2 separate regions of the Homo sapiens genome follow, and region 1 is linked to region 2. A link is a loop called in an ENCODE intact Hi-C map of the cell type or tissue named here. Cell type or tissue: gastrocnemius medialis. All regions are shown on one strand. Each heading gives the region's core, and the rest is flanking DNA. Links, peaks and the distances in the headings are about the cores only.

The links. Peaks named below come from ENCODE experiments on the same cell type or tissue, not always from the same donor. Only the 100,000 strongest peaks of a DNase experiment are listed, where the experiment ranks them.
Region 1: a loop joins it to region 2, with 2.7 times the contacts of the local background. A loop is called at or near these places in 29 of 110 quality-filtered maps.

What each region holds. Positions count from the first base shown.
Region 1 is chr2:179,736,660-179,745,001 of GRCh38, reverse strand. All of the region lies in intron 3 of ZNF385B (zinc finger protein 385B), which reads left to right. Among named protein-coding and RNA genes, the nearest start is that of MIR1258, 120 kb to the left of the region's middle. In gastrocnemius medialis, for the core only: no CTCF peak of the experiment used is centred there; a DNase peak (open chromatin) is centred at 3,521; H3K27ac peaks cover 1,955 bases.
Region 2 is chr2:179,214,575-179,222,916 of GRCh38, reverse strand. All of the region lies in intron 1 of SESTD1 (SEC14 and spectrin domain containing 1), which reads left to right. Among named protein-coding and RNA genes, the nearest start is that of SESTD1, 46 kb to the left of the region's middle. In gastrocnemius medialis, for the core only: a CTCF peak has its summit at 3,731 (motif pointing left); a DNase peak (open chromatin) is centred at 3,776; H3K27ac peaks cover 486 bases.

The DNA of each region.
Region 1 (8,342 bases), core at 141-8,140, 520 kb before region 2:
TTACTAGATCATCATGCTTGGAAAGGTTTGATGTAGCCTTGTAAGTATATGGTATTTGAAAGCCAACTAGATAAGGGCAGACACAAAGTTAGCCTCCAAGTAGATGGAGTGCTATTGCTTAGGCTTGGCTAAACTCTAATTCTGGTGTTTCTAAGCATGAATGGAGTGTGAGGGTTATAATGTATTAAATAGCATTGTGCTTATTAAGTGTCTGTTTAGTATATTAGGTTGGCAGGGGAATCTATTTTTCTTTGATTGGAAGCAGCTAGCATGGCACATGGGGTGTGTATGTATATAAGTGTATGTGTTTTTCCTGCTATATTTATTTGAGGCAGCTGTTTTATAGCTTTCAGCTTTAAAGTTATAGCTAAGTGTGTATTTGTTTGATAGAAGGCTCGAGAACCTCTTTTACTGCCAGTACACGTAAAGCTTGGCTAAGCAGACGCATCAGGAGCAAACCATTTGTGTTCACCAATCTGTCTCGGCAAGTCCCAGGGCCACTATCTTGCTAGAAGCCACTGTGTGCTTTTGAAAGCATGAAATTAGTTTTATACTGAGCACATGGTTTCTCGTTTAGCAGCTCTTTTTATGGTAATGGTCAATTTATGGTTCACTGCCAGGATTTCGGTGTACTGTCAAAGCCGATAGCTTCTGCTAAGGCGTCTCTATGATTTAAAAAAAAAAAAAAATGGAGAGATGGGAAGAACCTAATTAGACCCTCAAGAATAGACTCTTACCTTCAACCTCATCTGTGCTCTAGATGCATTGTCATTTCTCTCAAGTTCCTTTATATTGTTTAATCCAGGACCTACAGATTTAAAGTTGCTAATATCTGCCACTTTGTCCTTTGCTAACATGTGACATCCAAATAGTTATGTTCTGAAATGTGAAGTATTTATTTTTTGCAATACATTTGTAGAAAACCACTCTATTAATGTTGGCCATATTATGCAATTCATCATTACACTTATCTGCTTGCCTGGTAATGCATCCTAGAGCACTGTTGGAGAGAGGGAAAGGCTTTAATACATCTTATATTTGATATAAGCGATTTGTACTTAGTTGTACGTGTATGTGCTATGAGTACGGCGAGTTAAATAATGAAATTAAAACAACCTGTAGATACATTGGAAATTTGACCCAAAAAATGCCTTCTTTCATGCAATCATCTCATTTAGAAAAGCAAAAGCTCTCAAATGCTAAAATGATATTAATATTAAATACAGTTTTTGTTTGTTTCCACATAATAAAAATGAAATGCATTTGTCAATGTGCTAAGAATGCTTTCCTTAACCTTCTCTTTCTATCAGAAGATAACCCTGGTTGAATAATGCATTTTGAAATAGAGGTGATCAAAATTACCAGGACATTTAGTGGAGTATTTATTTTTGTGCTGATTCTTTGCATTGTGGTAATGGATATGCAGGTGGAATAGAGTACATATTTGGATGTTGCTATTATACTTTTTCCCTCATGTGGTCTTGACAAGGGAACTGAAAACACTTCATAAATCCTGAATTTCATGATTTTTTTCTTGTTAATTATTAGATCTTTGCCTGGGTTAAGTGATTACACATGTAAAGAGTCAAGATAAAATATTATTGAAATACAGAGTGTAATATGTGCCATTATAATTAGAAAACAATTTTGTGTTTTTAGATGAAGCAAAATGTGAAACTTTTTTTTCTTCTTTTGGGAATGTTATGTCACAAATCATCATCAGATTGTCAGGGGGACTCAGTTTTAGATTTTGACTTACAAATAAATATCTCATATTTATTAATTCCCCAAAGCCCATGAAACAAATTGAATTTGTGGGTTGAGAATTAGAAACTTAGAGGGCATTGACATTTTCTCTTTGAAATTCCTGATGATATAACATGTTTAATAAATGAAAATCTTTTTAAAAAAGTTTTAGAATGTTAGAATTCTCTTAGAATAGTGACATTTGTCGTATTACATAGAACATAGGACATTCACTCAGAAGAAAGAAGGGATTAATTTGGCATATCTGCCTGAAGTCTTAGTAGCAATTTCTCCTTCAGAAGTAGTAGGATTTATGAAATCATGAGGATATAAATCTCAGTGATTTGCCTGCATCTTTTCACTTTTGTATTAAGGTATAGCATCTTGAATTATTCTTCAGCAGTTCTTAAAAATGACTAGTTACAAAAAATAGCAGATACAAACCTGTTTTAGTTGAGAAACATGATTGCAAAATGAAAGTACTATCCAAATTTGGCTTTCCTGATTGTATAAATCCAACAATAATTTGGGCAATTTATAGAGTTTGTACTTTCTTTTGAGGTATGTTGCTAAGATGAGTATACTTTAGTGAGAAAGTTGCTTCTTACCTTAAAGCTTTATTTACTTTCAGTCTTTTCACTTACTTTTTTTCCTACTTCCTATTAATGAACTAGGAACTTCAAGTTTTAGGGTTTCCAGATTTAGTATATAAAAATATCGAACTCTGAGTTAAATTTGAATTTTAGCTAAAACAATAAATAATATTTTAGTATATATCCAATGCAATATTTGGGACATACTTAATATTGAAAATTGTTAGTTGTTTAGCTGAAATTCAACTTGGACTAAGTGTCTTGTATTGCATCTGGAAACTCTACCTACTTTCTAAATAAAAAAGTGAGTCTCCAGTAATGGCCTAGAAAATTGGTTTTACCAGTGCCAAAATGGAGGCTGCACATTCCTGTAAAAGTGATCAGTTTTAACTGTTAGGGTTTATGCCTGAAAACTCCTAGGGAAAGAAAGTTACTATCTGAGAAACTTAAAATGGTGTCAAGAAATAAAGGACTGATGGAATCTAAATTACAAATAATAAATGAAAGCCTTCTATAATTACTAGTATAATAAAGGCAGCACATTAAATAAGTATCAGTAACATTTTGAATAATTAATGAGTATTATACAATTAATTTCTAATTGTCATCCCTTGTCAACTAGAATATTTTCGGGATTTTCCTTCTTTAGCAGGTTTGAGATACTTATTAATTCATTTTGTTTTGTTGTAGTTAAGATGCGTAATGTCAGGTGCCTCTTTCAATGCCTTCTCCCCTACCCGTTCATCTGGCCTTTATTTAAATATTTGTTACCCTTTTGATTTTAGGACTTAGTTCTGACTGCCACCCACTAGATTTCTCCGAGAGGCAGAGTAACTTGCAAACTTGACCTAGAAGAAAATCTTTGGAATCCTTTAATTATTCCATTTACCATAGCTGAATAAAATAGAATAGATACAATATTTATTATATACCTACTGTGTGCCTCATATGATGTCAAAATATTTATAGGTAGATTTTTATTGAATTCTTTTAACAACTTTATAACATATTAATATAATATTAATTGTGCACATGCTCAGCTGTTTACCAAAACTCCATTCCCACACCCAAGCTATCCCAATTTTAACCACACTGGAACAGAACAGAATGTTCTATCCTGGATCTGAATGTTACTCTTAGATATTGGGCAACCTCCCTGTGGAATAAAGGGTCCTTTGCTGAGAGTGTTCATGTCACTTCAGGCCATATTGCAAAATCCCCTTTGCCCACTCAGCTTCTGTATTACCTTTCTTCTCTTTTCTCACTTACTAATATTCCCCTCCTCCTTTTTGTTAATATCCTTAACAGTCAAAACTAGACATCAGTGTATAATTTGATTCTCAAAATGAGAAAAAAAATCACAGAAGTGAACCACATGTACTATAACAGAATGTGGTGTTAGGAGAACCTGCAGTTGATTAACAAATAATATGGACAACATATTTGGAGTAATTTCTTAAACCTAACCTTTCTGTTTCCAGTCTAAAATGCCACCTCAGTTCTCTGTCAGTTATGCAACATTCAAACCAGGAACCTGTTTTGAGCCTGAATTGATCAGTTGAATGTGAGTGCCATTAACCCAAGTTTTGGAAATGGATTAAGTCTACCATCCCAAGAAAGTACTTCTTACAAAACCATATCTTCTTTGAATTAAATGTTACTCCCACCAAATAATCTAGTTCATTTTTCAGTGTCTATTGCCCTAGTGGACAAATTCCTGTTTTCTTCCCTTTTTTTCTTGTCTGTTAACACTATACCCTTATTTCAATCTGATCATTTTAAATCTCTCAAGATATTTTTTGCCTCCACTCATCAATCTGTTTCCCACTTTTGACTAGTCATAAACGTTATTGTGTTATGCGTTACTTCTTCTACTAGTTTAAACTGATGTTGGTGGCCTTTTCTTGTATTTAAACTATGCTCTTTAGGAAAAGATTCTGATCCCTTTTTACCTTAAATAGTCTACTCCCGTCCCCATGTTGGCATCAATGTCCTCCTACTTACTTCAGTCCTATTTGGTTGTGTGACGTGTTTGTTATCGCAAAATACCAATGTGAATCCATAATCTAAATTTCAATCCCTAAAGATCTTCCAACAACGTTTGTCCTCAAATTTTTGGAAAAGGTGCTGAAAGGTAAGTTAAAGTTCCTAATTTGAAGAATTCTATTTCTTTTAATTTCTTAAAAGGTGATGCTGGTCAATAGCTATCTTTTCTTGGCAAATGGCAATTGAATGACAAAAAGATGCCTCCCCCAGGGAACACCTAGACTGTCAGAGATGAGGAGCCCTCTGTCCCTGACTTCTTCCAGGGACTCTGAAATGCCACTGGGACATTTAGCAAATCATCTTTTTGCTCACATTTCAAATTTGATGTGTGAATTTCACTTGGAGATCTATAGTACTGCCAGTTTTCTGTTTCTCTGATTCATTTTCCATTAGTGGTGGTTTTTAAGCAGACAATGGAAGAAATGACTTTACATCTAGAACTCTCCCTTCCTTCCAGCAAGTTAAAGGGGAATTTCTTTACTCAGGATTCTTGGGTGCTGGGAGAGGGCAGGCTACATTTTGAAGAAATTTCAAAATATCCAGGAGTAAGCAGATTCAGAAATGAATCTGTAAGGGCTTCTTTTTCTGTCATTTTTCCATACTTTCTGTATTTTTTATTATTGCACAATGGGTAATAGTATAGTTATAATAAATTAGTTAACTCTTAATCTAGGAGCTTTTGGATTTTGTGTAATTTAAGTACGTAGCTACTTTTGTGTGATTTAGTAAGGTAAGCAATGAATACCACTCTTGCAGTAGTTAGAAATCCTGTAATGGGCTCTGAATCATGCTTTAATGGGGGTAAGGAGAAAATGGGTATGGCTTGGAAATGATCTCTGATGCTTATCACTTGCTTCAGCTACAACTGATTTAACCAGCAATAACCAAAAGTTTGATTAAGCTATACTAATACTCCAGGGTTGGTAAATTTTGTGCCAGCCACCATGATCATACGATTAACCCAAACTAATAAAATCTGGTGAAAAGCGTGTTTAAGGTAAACCTACAGTAAAGCTAAACTCCGTCTAAGCTGTAAAAAGCTTCAACTGAAGTAAAAATAAACTACAAAAGTGACTTTAACACCCTGAAAACACGATAGCTAAGACTCAAACTGGGATTAGATACCCCACTATGCTTAGTTCTAAACCCAAATAGTTCAACCAACAAAACTATTCACCAGAGTACTACAAGCAACAGCTTAAGACTCAAAAGACTTGGCAGTGCTTTATATCCCTCTAGAGGAGCCTGTTCTATAATCGATAAACCCCGAGGTACCTCATCATCTCTCACCACTCAGCCTATATACCGCATCAGATCAGCTCTCCAGCAGCAAATATTATCATTGTCCTTTTAAAATGGAGTGGATGCAATAAATGGTGTATAATGAGACTTAATAATAACAGGAATGATAGTTGACTTTCAAGCTAACCATATGCAAGACGTTTTATATGTATAAACTCATTTAATCTTTACAACAATCCTATAGGTAAGCATTAGGGAAACTGAAGTACAGAGAGATTAAGGTACCTTCCCAAAGTAATCTAGCTAGCTCAGCTGAGATTTGAATTTGCAGTGGTGGTGGAATCCATGCTTTTAACCAGTGCCCTAGACTAGTTCTCTGTGAGATATTTAACAAAGTCTTTGTTGATATTATTTTGTGAACAAAGTAGAAAACTCTGGACTGAATGACAGTGTAATTTCGTGGATTTGTAACTGGTTGAATATCTATACCTAAAATCTACCTGGCCAATATTAACTTAAGGGAAGGCTCCAGGACTCTGCAATGACTTGGTGAGAACATTGATGACTTAGCCATTAAATCTGTAGATGTTATCAAACTGGGATAATACATATATAGGAAGACACAATTGATGTAAATCCTGAGCCACCTCCCACACTAAATAAATTAGAATTTCTGCAGCTGCTATCTAGGAATCAGTATTTTTAAAGCTCCCAACGTGATTCTAATGTGCAGCCTCAGTTAAAACCACTATTCTAGAAAAGTGGCCCAACTCCAACATGATCAGTTTCAACTAACAGTAAGTGGAGGAAGTAGTGAAAAACGATGTAGGAATATTGATAAAATGTAAACTCATCATATGAGTCAAAAGCGTGATATGATTGTTTCACACAATCTTAGTGGTCTCTTAGATGGGAATTGTAGAAATAGAGTATCTATAACAATGAAGGTTGGAGTCCTGCTCTTTGCTCAGCTGGGCAGGAGCGTGCCTGGAGTTTGGGTGAAATGCAGAGGAGGGCCTTAGGTGTTTTCATTTGAAGGTGACCAGCCTGGTCAAGGTGCACTGAGTACCTTATCAAGGGGAAGAGATTATCAGGGGACTTATTTTATGTAACATTCGAATTATATTTTTTCAATAAAGCTCTTGGGTAAAATTAATGTCAGTAGACAGAGTTTTCAAGAAGAAAGATTTTTGCTTGATATAAAGAACTTCCCAATAGAGCAGTCTGAAGATGAAGGCGTTCCTTTTTTCTTTGGACATGGTACAGATACCTCATGGGTGTTACTGAAGCAAAAGGCAGATTGTGACTTAGGCATATGATAAAGGAGGTTTAAGGGTTGGATAGATCATTAAAGTAGATGATCTTCTAACTTCAGACTCTATGATTATATGAGCATGTTAAATTTCAAAGGTAATGCATGAGTGACCATTTGTTCATTACATTAGTTCTGCATTCAGGAGAAGCAGTGGAGTAGTGGAGTTATGGAACAGTTTCTGAGGCATTCAAAGCGCAGCTCCACCACAATTTAGCTGTGTGATCATGGACAAATTACTTCACTTTCCAAGTCTCGGTTTCCTTATCTGTAAAACAAGAATAATAATAGACTCAATTTTATTTGTTGCAAAGATTAAGTGAGAATAATATATATAAAGGTTTTTGCATAGCAAGTGGAGAGAACATGCGGGGAATATGATGTAATCAGAAATTATCCTAGTAAAAGCTGTGGGGTTGCAATTGAATTTATGATTTGGCATGTGGTAAAGTACTCAATAAATTCAGCTGTTGTTATTTTTAGATTCTTTTTTCAATCATAGATGTCTTAATAAAAGTTAGGGTCTGAAAGTTAAAACCTAAAACAGGTAGATATTGATGGGCGATATGGAGCCGGATTACAGGAGACACAAGTTAGATGGCACAACATGTGAGGTTTTGAGTAGGTGGGGGCCACATAAAGAATGGGCCTGGGCAGGAAAAAAAAAGGGAGTTTCTGAAAGGGAATTGAGGAACTTTATTGCTTTTAACTCTTTACCCATTTCCAACTATTATTTCATTTGATCCTTACTATAACCCTGAGAAGTAGAGAAAAGTAACATTTTCTCGTTATACTTGATAATAAATAAGCATCATCAAAAAGGTAAGTGACTCGCTGAAGACAGGATAACTGGAAGTTAAACCTAGACCTCTCAAGCCCCACACCGCCACTCAACAGCTTTCATATGTCACACCAAATTCTGCCCAGTTCCATGTGCAACCCAGCTTGAATGTTTGCATTTGAATGACAACTTAACAGTAAAGACTATAAATAAACAATGTGATGAGGTTTGGAAATGAAGGCAAGACGTGAAAAGAGAACAGCATTAGTGAGTTGCATTTACTCCAGTATAAAGTTTTGTTTTGTTTTGTTTGGAGACGGAGCCTCGCTCTGTCGCCAGGCTGGAGTGCAGTGGCATGATCTCTGCTCACTCCAAGTTCCGCCTCTCGAGTTCAAGTGATTCTCCTGCCTCAGCCTCCTGAGTAGCTGGGACTACAGGTGCTCACCACCATGCCTGGCTAATTTTTTGTATTTTAGTAGAGATGGGGTTTCACCATGTTGCCCAGGCTGGTCTCGAACTCCTGAGCTCAGGCAATCCACCCACCTGGGCCTTCCAAAGTGCTAGGATTACAGACGTGAGCCTACACGCCTGGCCCTGGTATAAAGTTTTAAAGTGTTTCTAT
Region 2 (8,342 bases), core at 202-8,201:
TATTTAAGTGTTTTTAATTTTGATTTTATTATGTGACAATGTAATATAGTGGAGAGAAGCACTGGACAGAGTTGCAGGAGCCTAGGTTTCACAGGCTACTTTCTTGTTTTGTGGCCTTAGGATGGCAAATCTGTGTCTCCAGATTTTAGTTTCCTTATCTACAACATGGAAAGGTTAGACTAAATGATCTCTTATGATTTATAAATCTGTTAATTTCTATATTATTTTGAGCAGATTACTTCTCTGTGCCTCAGCTTTTTCATGTGAGAACATTGGGTTATTAATAGAATCATATATAAGTATTAATATGAGGATGAAAGAATATTCTTGGAATATAAAAAAGTATCAGGATAAGGCTGGGACTGTTATTTTTCTGGATCAAGAATGCCTTAGTGGGAATGCTTTCACGGTGGCCTCAGTGGAGTTACTGGTAGTAAACTGGTAAACCAGTAATTAGTGGAGGAAGGAAGATTTAGCTGCTAGTAATAAATGCCATTTATTGGGTGCTTATCCTGAGTATACTAAACTATATATACAAATTTGCTCACTTAAGTCCCAGTCCTGTGAGTTAGGTTCAGTGATTTGCTCATAAAAGAAATTAAAGGAATTGCCAAAACCACATAGCTAGTAAGTGGCTGGCCGGGAGTCACACCCTGGCTCCAAGGCCATGTTTTTTGCCACTGCACTAAACTTTATTTCAGGGAGAACAACTCTTTGGAACAGAATCCCATAGTAGAGAGATCTTTGGTGGGGGAAGTCTTTTTTTGGGATAGATAGCTAATATCGCTTACAGTCCTTATGAGAGAGAAAAGAGGTGGTCACTCTATAAATACTTGGTTTTCCATGTGTCCTATGTTTGTTCCAAAATGACATTTTAATAATTGAACAAGTTTAATAGTTGACCAGATTGAAAATTTGCAGAATGTTCTATTGTTTCAGTAGTTTTACTACAAAAAATACAATATATGTTGTTTTTTGTTTTTTAATTTTTTTTTTTGAGACAGGGTCTAACTCCGTCACCCAGGCTGGAGTACAGTAGCACAATCATGGCTCACTGCAGCCTTGACCTCCTGGGCTCAAGGGATCCTCTCACCTCAGACTCCTGAGTAGCTGGGACCACACAGGTGCATACCACCATGCCTGGCTAATTTTTTTATTTTTTGTGGAGATGGGGTCACACTGTGTTGCCCAGGCTGGTCTCAAACTCGTAGGCTCATACAGTCCTCTCACCTTGGTCTTCCGAAGTGCTGAGATTACAGGCATGAGCCACCATGCCTGGGGCATTTTTTTTTTTTTTTCCTTAACAGTCTCACTCTGTCACCCAGGCTGGAGTGCAGTGGCGCCATCTTGGCTCACTGCAACCTCTGCCTTTGCCTCCTGGCTTCAAGCGATTCTCCTGCCTCAGCCTCCCGAGTAGCTGGGGTTACAGGCATGCACCTCCACGCCTGGCTAATTTTTGTATTTTTAGTAGAGATGGGGTTTCACTATGTTGGCCAGGCTGGTCTTGAACGCCTGACCTCAGGTGATCCACCTGCCTCGGCCTCCCAAAGTGCTAGGATTACAGGTGTGAGCCACTGCACCCAGCCCCATTTTTTTTTTTTTAATGGGACTTTCACTCTGATGAAAGCAACTCATACATCTCACTGGCTTTTTTCTGCCTTGGTAACACTATTATAATTTCCATTTTAAAGCAATATTCCATTTTTTAAGTTAAAACTTTTTTAACCTTTTTTAAAAACTATTTTTACATTTCCTCCCCTCCCCAATGTAGTGTTTGGTACATACCAAATATTTACATTATACAGACAAAAAAATTTAGTGCCAAAATCTCAATTCATGATACAGGTATATTATTTCATTTGAACAAAAGTATTATTTTATGTATTTGTGGTAGTGAACATATAAACATTTGGGCACTAAAAATTAATTTGTTATGCCAATTATGTGGAATTAGGGGCCCTGAAATACATCTGAACCTCTGTTCCGAATGCATTTAAATCTTATATATCTGGAATATTACATTTAGTCTTAACTCAATGGAAGGCATGTGTGTTTTTAACCAAGGAGAGAGGAAGAACACTTCTTTCTAGGAGGAAGATTGGGAGAGAATGAGGTTTTGTAATGACCCAGAGAAATTCTGAGTTGAAGAAGAGGAGAGGAAACACCTACAGTAGGTGAAGAGGGGTTGGAATCTGGAAATTAGATGCTGGAATTTGTGAAGTTATTGTGGCTGTATCCATTTCCTCTTCTGGTGATGGAAGGAGACCTCACCCAGCTAGGTGAATTTAGTGGACACATGCATGCCTTGGAAAAGGAAAAGGAAATGGTTCAGGTTTCTAGAGCTCAACACAAGGCTTAGATGCAGAAAATGTACAGGTAGAGAGCTCATCTAAGGGAACTGTGGCAGTAGATAATGAGGTCCTAGCCATAGGGGATACTCTAAAGCTGGGGGTTCCAGGAATATCTTGACCCTCCTGGAATTCCACAAGTGTGATTTGCTCCTCTAGTGCAATGTTCCTTTTTCCTTTTGCTGCTCCTATTTTGGTGAAGAAGCAGTCAAACTAAGGATTTATCTGTAAATTAAGAAGAGCCAAAGATTTTTAAAATTTTTTCATATATTAATATGAAAGTTAAGGAACTTTAAATCTGGACCTTCAAAAATGGAGGTTTGCTGTTGATAAGGGTTTGGTAGAATGCCTAGAGGGGTGGAGAAGGGACAGAGTGAGGAGGATGGTCTAGGGGTAGTGGCTTATATTGTAGTTTTTGAAAAGGGTTTTTAAGTGGTGGGCTGTCATTACCATTTTCAGTAGACTTTTGAATTTTAAATATAGTATAGGACTTTTAATGTTCCACTAGACTTCTTAATGTAGATTTTTTTGTCTCTTAAGGTGGATTAGCAGTAGTTTTATAGAAAACTTGAAATCTCAGAGGCTTTCTTTTCCTTTTCTCCATTTCTTACTGAATAAACTAGTTCTTGATTCATATGGTAAAAATGATATTATTCGGTGAAACTTTAACTTTCAAATTAATTTAGAGGAGCTATACATTTGGATAAATCTGTATTTTGGTGAAAGCCCTTTTAAAAAATAACTTTCATTTTAGGTCTACTCAAAGGATTGTTGTTGTTTCCTCTACAACTGTCAATATTGTTGCAAAACCAGATTAGTAATCATGCACTGGCACCTGCAATAACACACAAATTACATAAAATTTCCATTGTTGACTTGCTTCACCAATTTATTATCCTAAAGTTGAATAATGTTTATTTCTGTATAATTTTATATATGAATATGTGGAGTGATAGAGCACTGAGTACTTGTATTTGTTAATTTCTAAAATTGCTCTTACTTTGTAACAACAGTTGAAAATATTTCTAATCTCAACTTAAGGATAGTTATAACTATAGTATTTCTTCTGGAAATGCAAGGCCAAAGGGCCTGCATTCTAATTTTGTTCATTGCCATTTTGTGTCTACGTGATGTAGACTTACTAGAGATGATTTAGTTACCCCTACGCTACCCTAATGGGTTTTCACTGGTTGTTAAGAAATGCTCCTTGAAGAATTTAACTAAATTTTCCAAATAAACTGGTTGATTTATATTTATTGAGAGGGGAGTTCTAGTGTACCCACTCACATCATCAATTACAGTCTCTCATAAAGTGCAGTTTTCCCAGTCTTGATTAAAAGGCCTGCAATTCTGTTTTCTGCTGCTGAATACATCCTCTGCTGCCCTCTAATGGCAGCTCATTGATGGCACCCACTGATGTCCATCTTAACCACCAAGAACTTGCTGTTCTTGGCATCCAGCAACTTATGTAGCTGCGGGATCTTGGGTGGCTCTCCCAGTAGATAGACAGCTGGAAGGAAAAGCATGCACATGTGAATCCTGTGATTTCCCGTCAAGGTGTTGGCATTCAGGTAGTTGTGACAATGTTAGGATTCTTAGAGTAAGTGTTTTGCTTTACCATTTGTTCATTTTATTGTTCATTTATCCATTAATTCATCAGATGTTTGGGAATGCCAGAAATGTCCACTGCCTGGACTTCTGTCAATCTGTTAGGTTCTAAGTATAGATTTGTTGAGTGAGCAAATAAATACAAAAATAAATGACGTGGTCTCTGCCCTTGGGGAGACAAAATACAAACTTAAATACACCTTGGTTGCCTTTATTTTCCTCTTTAAATCTCCACAATACTGGGAAAGATAGTTAAACTAGGAAATGGATACAAATATCCATGGAAACCTAGTCTCCCTGTATTTCTAGTTCTCAGAATTCATTGTCCCTAACTGTAGAAGGGCTTTGTTCTAAGAAGTACTTATTTTGCACCTAGAAATGATATTAGTTTTTTTTGGTGCTTCTTGCTTTTGGTTGAAGGTAACACAAAATCATGGTTGCATTTTCCTTTATATTTACCAGTCTCTAAGGCATTTAATTTGTCATGAAGTGTGGCTTTCCGCCTCTTTTCTATTTAATGAACTATGACTTAAAATAGGTGCTGCTTTAAATGACCATATAAATAGGATAAGTGAAGTGCTGTGTATTTTTTTTGTTACGAATGTTGTGAATTCCTTAATTCTTTCATTTCTTAGCCTGCTTTACAAGACAAGTTTTTTTTTTAAGGTATTTTTCTTTCTACTCTTTATTATTTCATATTAGGTGAATGTCTGTTATTGGCTTCATTCCTTGTTTGAGAGTATAATCCACTCAGATGTATTTAGGTCAGATATCCCATTGTAGAAGAATGTGGACTAGTATGTTTATGTTATTTTTTAAATTTATTTTTAAATTATACTTTAAGTTCTAGGGTACATGTGCACAACGTGCAGGTTTGTTACATAGGTATACATGTGCCATATTGGTTTGCTGCACCCATCAACTCGTCATTTACATTAGGTATTTCTCCTAATGCCATCCCTCCCCCAGCCCCGCAACCCCCAACAGGCCCCAGTGTGTGACGTTCCCCGCCCTGTGTCCAAGTGTTCTCGTTGTTCAGTTTCCACCTATGAGTGAGAACATGTGGTGTTTGGTTTTCTGTCCTTGTGGTAGTTTGCTGAGAATGATGGTTTCCAGCTTCATCCATGTTTCTGCAAAGGACATGAACTCATCCTTTTTTATGGCTGCATAGTATTCCATGGTGTATATGTGCCACATTTTCTTAATCCAGTCTATCATTGATGGACATTTGGGTTGGTTCCAAGTCTTTGCTATTGTGAATAGTGCCGCAGTAAACATACGTGTGCATGTGTCTTTATAGTACCATGATTTATAATCCTTTGGGTATATAACCAGGATATAATAGGATCACGGGTCAGATGGTATTTCTAGTTCTAGATCCTTGAGGAATCACCACACTGTCTTCCACAATAGTTAAACTAATTTACACTCCCACCAACAGTGTAAAACAGTTTTTATTTCTCCACATCCTCTCCAGCATGTTTTTTCCTGATTTTTAATAATCGCCATTCTAACTGGCGTGAGATGGTATCTCACTGTGGTTTTGATTTGCATTTCTCTGATGGCCAGTGATGATGAGCATATTTTCAGGTGTCTGTTGGCTGCATAAATGTCTTCTTTTGAGAAGTGTCTATTTATATCCTTTGCCCACTTTTTGATGGGGTTGTTTTTTTCTTGTAAATTTGTTTAAGTTCTTTGTAGATTCTGGATATTAGCCCTTTGTCAGATGGGTAGATTGCAGAAATTTTCTCCCATTCTGTAGTTTGCCTGTTCACTCTGATGGTAGTTTCTTTTGCCATGCAGAAGCTCTTTAGTTTAATTAGATCCCATTTGTCAATTTTGGCTTTTGTTGCCATTGCTTTTGGTGTTTTAGTCATGAAGTCCTTGCCCATGCCTATGTCCTGAATGGTATTGCCTAGGTTTTCTTCTAGGGTTTTTATGGTTTTAGATCTAACATTTAAGTCTTTAATCCATCTTGAATTAATTTTTATATAAGGTTTAAGGAAGGGATCCAGTTTCAGCTTTCAACATATGGCTAGTCAGTTTTCCCAGCACCATTTATTAAATAGGGAATCCTTTCCCCATTTCTTGTTTTTGTCAGGTTTGTCAAAGATCAGATGGTTGTAGATGTGTGGTGTTATTTCTGAGGCCTCTGTTCTGTTCCACTGGTCTGTATGTCTGTTTTGGTACCAGTACCATGCTGTTTTGGTTACTGTAGACTTGTAGTATAGTTTGAAGTCTGGTAACATGATGCCTACAGCCTTGTTCTTTTTGCGTAGGATTGTCTTGGCAATGTGGACTCCTTTTTTGGTTGCATATGAACTTTAAAGTAGTTTTTTCCAATTCTGTGAAGAAAGTCATTGGTAGCTTGATGGGGATGGCATTGAATCTATAAATTAACCTTGGGCAGTATGGCCATTTTCACAATATTGATTCTTCCTATCCATGAGCATGGAATATTCTTCCATTTGTTTGTGTCCTCTTTTATTTCATTGAGCAGTGGTTGGTAGTTCTCCTTGAAGAGGTCCTTCACATCCGTTGTAAGTTGGATTCCTAGGTATTTTATTCTCTGAAGCAATTGTGAATGGGAGTTCACTCACGATTTGGCTCTGTGTCTGTTATTGGTGTATAGAAGGGCTTGTGGTTTTGCACATTGATTTTGTATCCTGAGACTTTGCTGAAGTTGCTTATCAGCTTAAGGAGATTTTGGGCTGAGACAGTGGGGTTTTCTAAATACACAATCATGTCATCTGCAGACAGGGGCAATTTGACTTCCTCTTTTCCTAGTTGAATACCCTTTATTTCTTTCTCCTGCCTAATTGCCCTGGCCAGAACTTCCAACGCTGTGTTGAATAGGAGTGGTGAGAGAGGGCATCCTTGTCTTGTGCAGGTTTTCAAAGGGGATGCTTCCAGTTTTTGCCCATTCACTATGATATTGGCTGTGCATTTGTCATATAGTTCTTACTATTTTGAGTTATGTTTCATCAATACCTAGTATTGAGAGTTTTTAGCATAAAGGGCTACTGAATTTTATTGAAGGCCTTTTCTGCATCTGTTGATATAATCATGTGGTTTTTGTTGTTGGTACTGTTTATGTGATGGATTACGTTTATTGATTTGCATATGATGAACCAGACTTGCATCTCAGGGATGAAGCCAACTTGATAGTGGTGGATTAGCTATTGATGTGCTGCTGGATTTGGTTTGCCAGTATTTTATTGAGGATTTTCGCATCAGTGTTCATCGGGGATATTGGTCTAAAATTCTCTTTTTTTTATTGTGTCTCTGCCAGGCTTTGGAATCAGGATGATGCTGGCCTCATAAAATGAGTTAGGGAGGATTCCCTGTTTTTCTATTGATTGGACTGGTTTGAGAAGGAATGGTACCAGCTCCTCTTTGTACCCCTGTTAGAATTCGGCTGTGAATCGTCTGGTCCTGGACTTTTTTTTGGTTGGTAGGGTATTAATTATTGCCTCAATTTCAGAGCCTGTTATTGGTCTATTCAGAGATTCAACTTCTCCCTGGTTTAATCTTGGGAGGGTGTATGTGTCCCGGAATTTATTCATTTCTTCTAGATTTTCTAGTTTATTTGCATAGAGGTGTTTATAGTATTCTCTGATGGTGGTTTGTTTTTCTGTTAGATTAGTGGTGATATCCCGTTTATCATTTTTTATTGCATCTGTTTGATTCTTCTCTCTTTTCTTATTTATTAATCTTGCTAGTGGTCTATCAATTTTGTTGATCTTTTCAAAAAACCAGCTCCTGCATTCATTGATTTTTTTGAAGGTTTTTTTGTGTCTCTATCTCCTTCAGTTCTGCTCTGATCTTACTTATTTCTTGCCTTCTGCTAGCTTTTGAATGTGTTTGCTCTTGCATCTCTAGTTCTTTTAATTGTGATGTTAGGGTGTCGATTTTGGATCTTTCCTGCTTTCTCTTGTGGGCATTTAGTGCTATAAATTTCCATCTACATGCTGCTTTAAATGTGTCTCGGAGATTCTGGTACATTGTGTCTTTGTTCTCATTGGTTTCAAAGAACATCTTTATTTCTGCCTTCATTTCCTTATTTACCCAGTAGTCATTCAGGAGCAGGATGTTCAGTTTCCATGTAGTTGAGTGGTTTTGAGTGAGTTTCTTAATCCTGAATTCTAATTTGTTTGCACTGTGGTCTGAGAGACAGTTTGTTGTGATTTCTGTTCTTTTACATTTGCTCAGAAGTGCTTTACTTCCAATTACGTGGTCAATTTTAGAATAAGTGTGATGTGGTGCTGAGAAGAATGTGTGTTCTGTTGATTTGGGATGGAGAGTTCTGTAGACATCTATTAGGTCTGCTTGGTGCAGAGCTGAGTTCAAGTCCTGGATATCCTTGTTAACTTTCTGTCTCGTTGA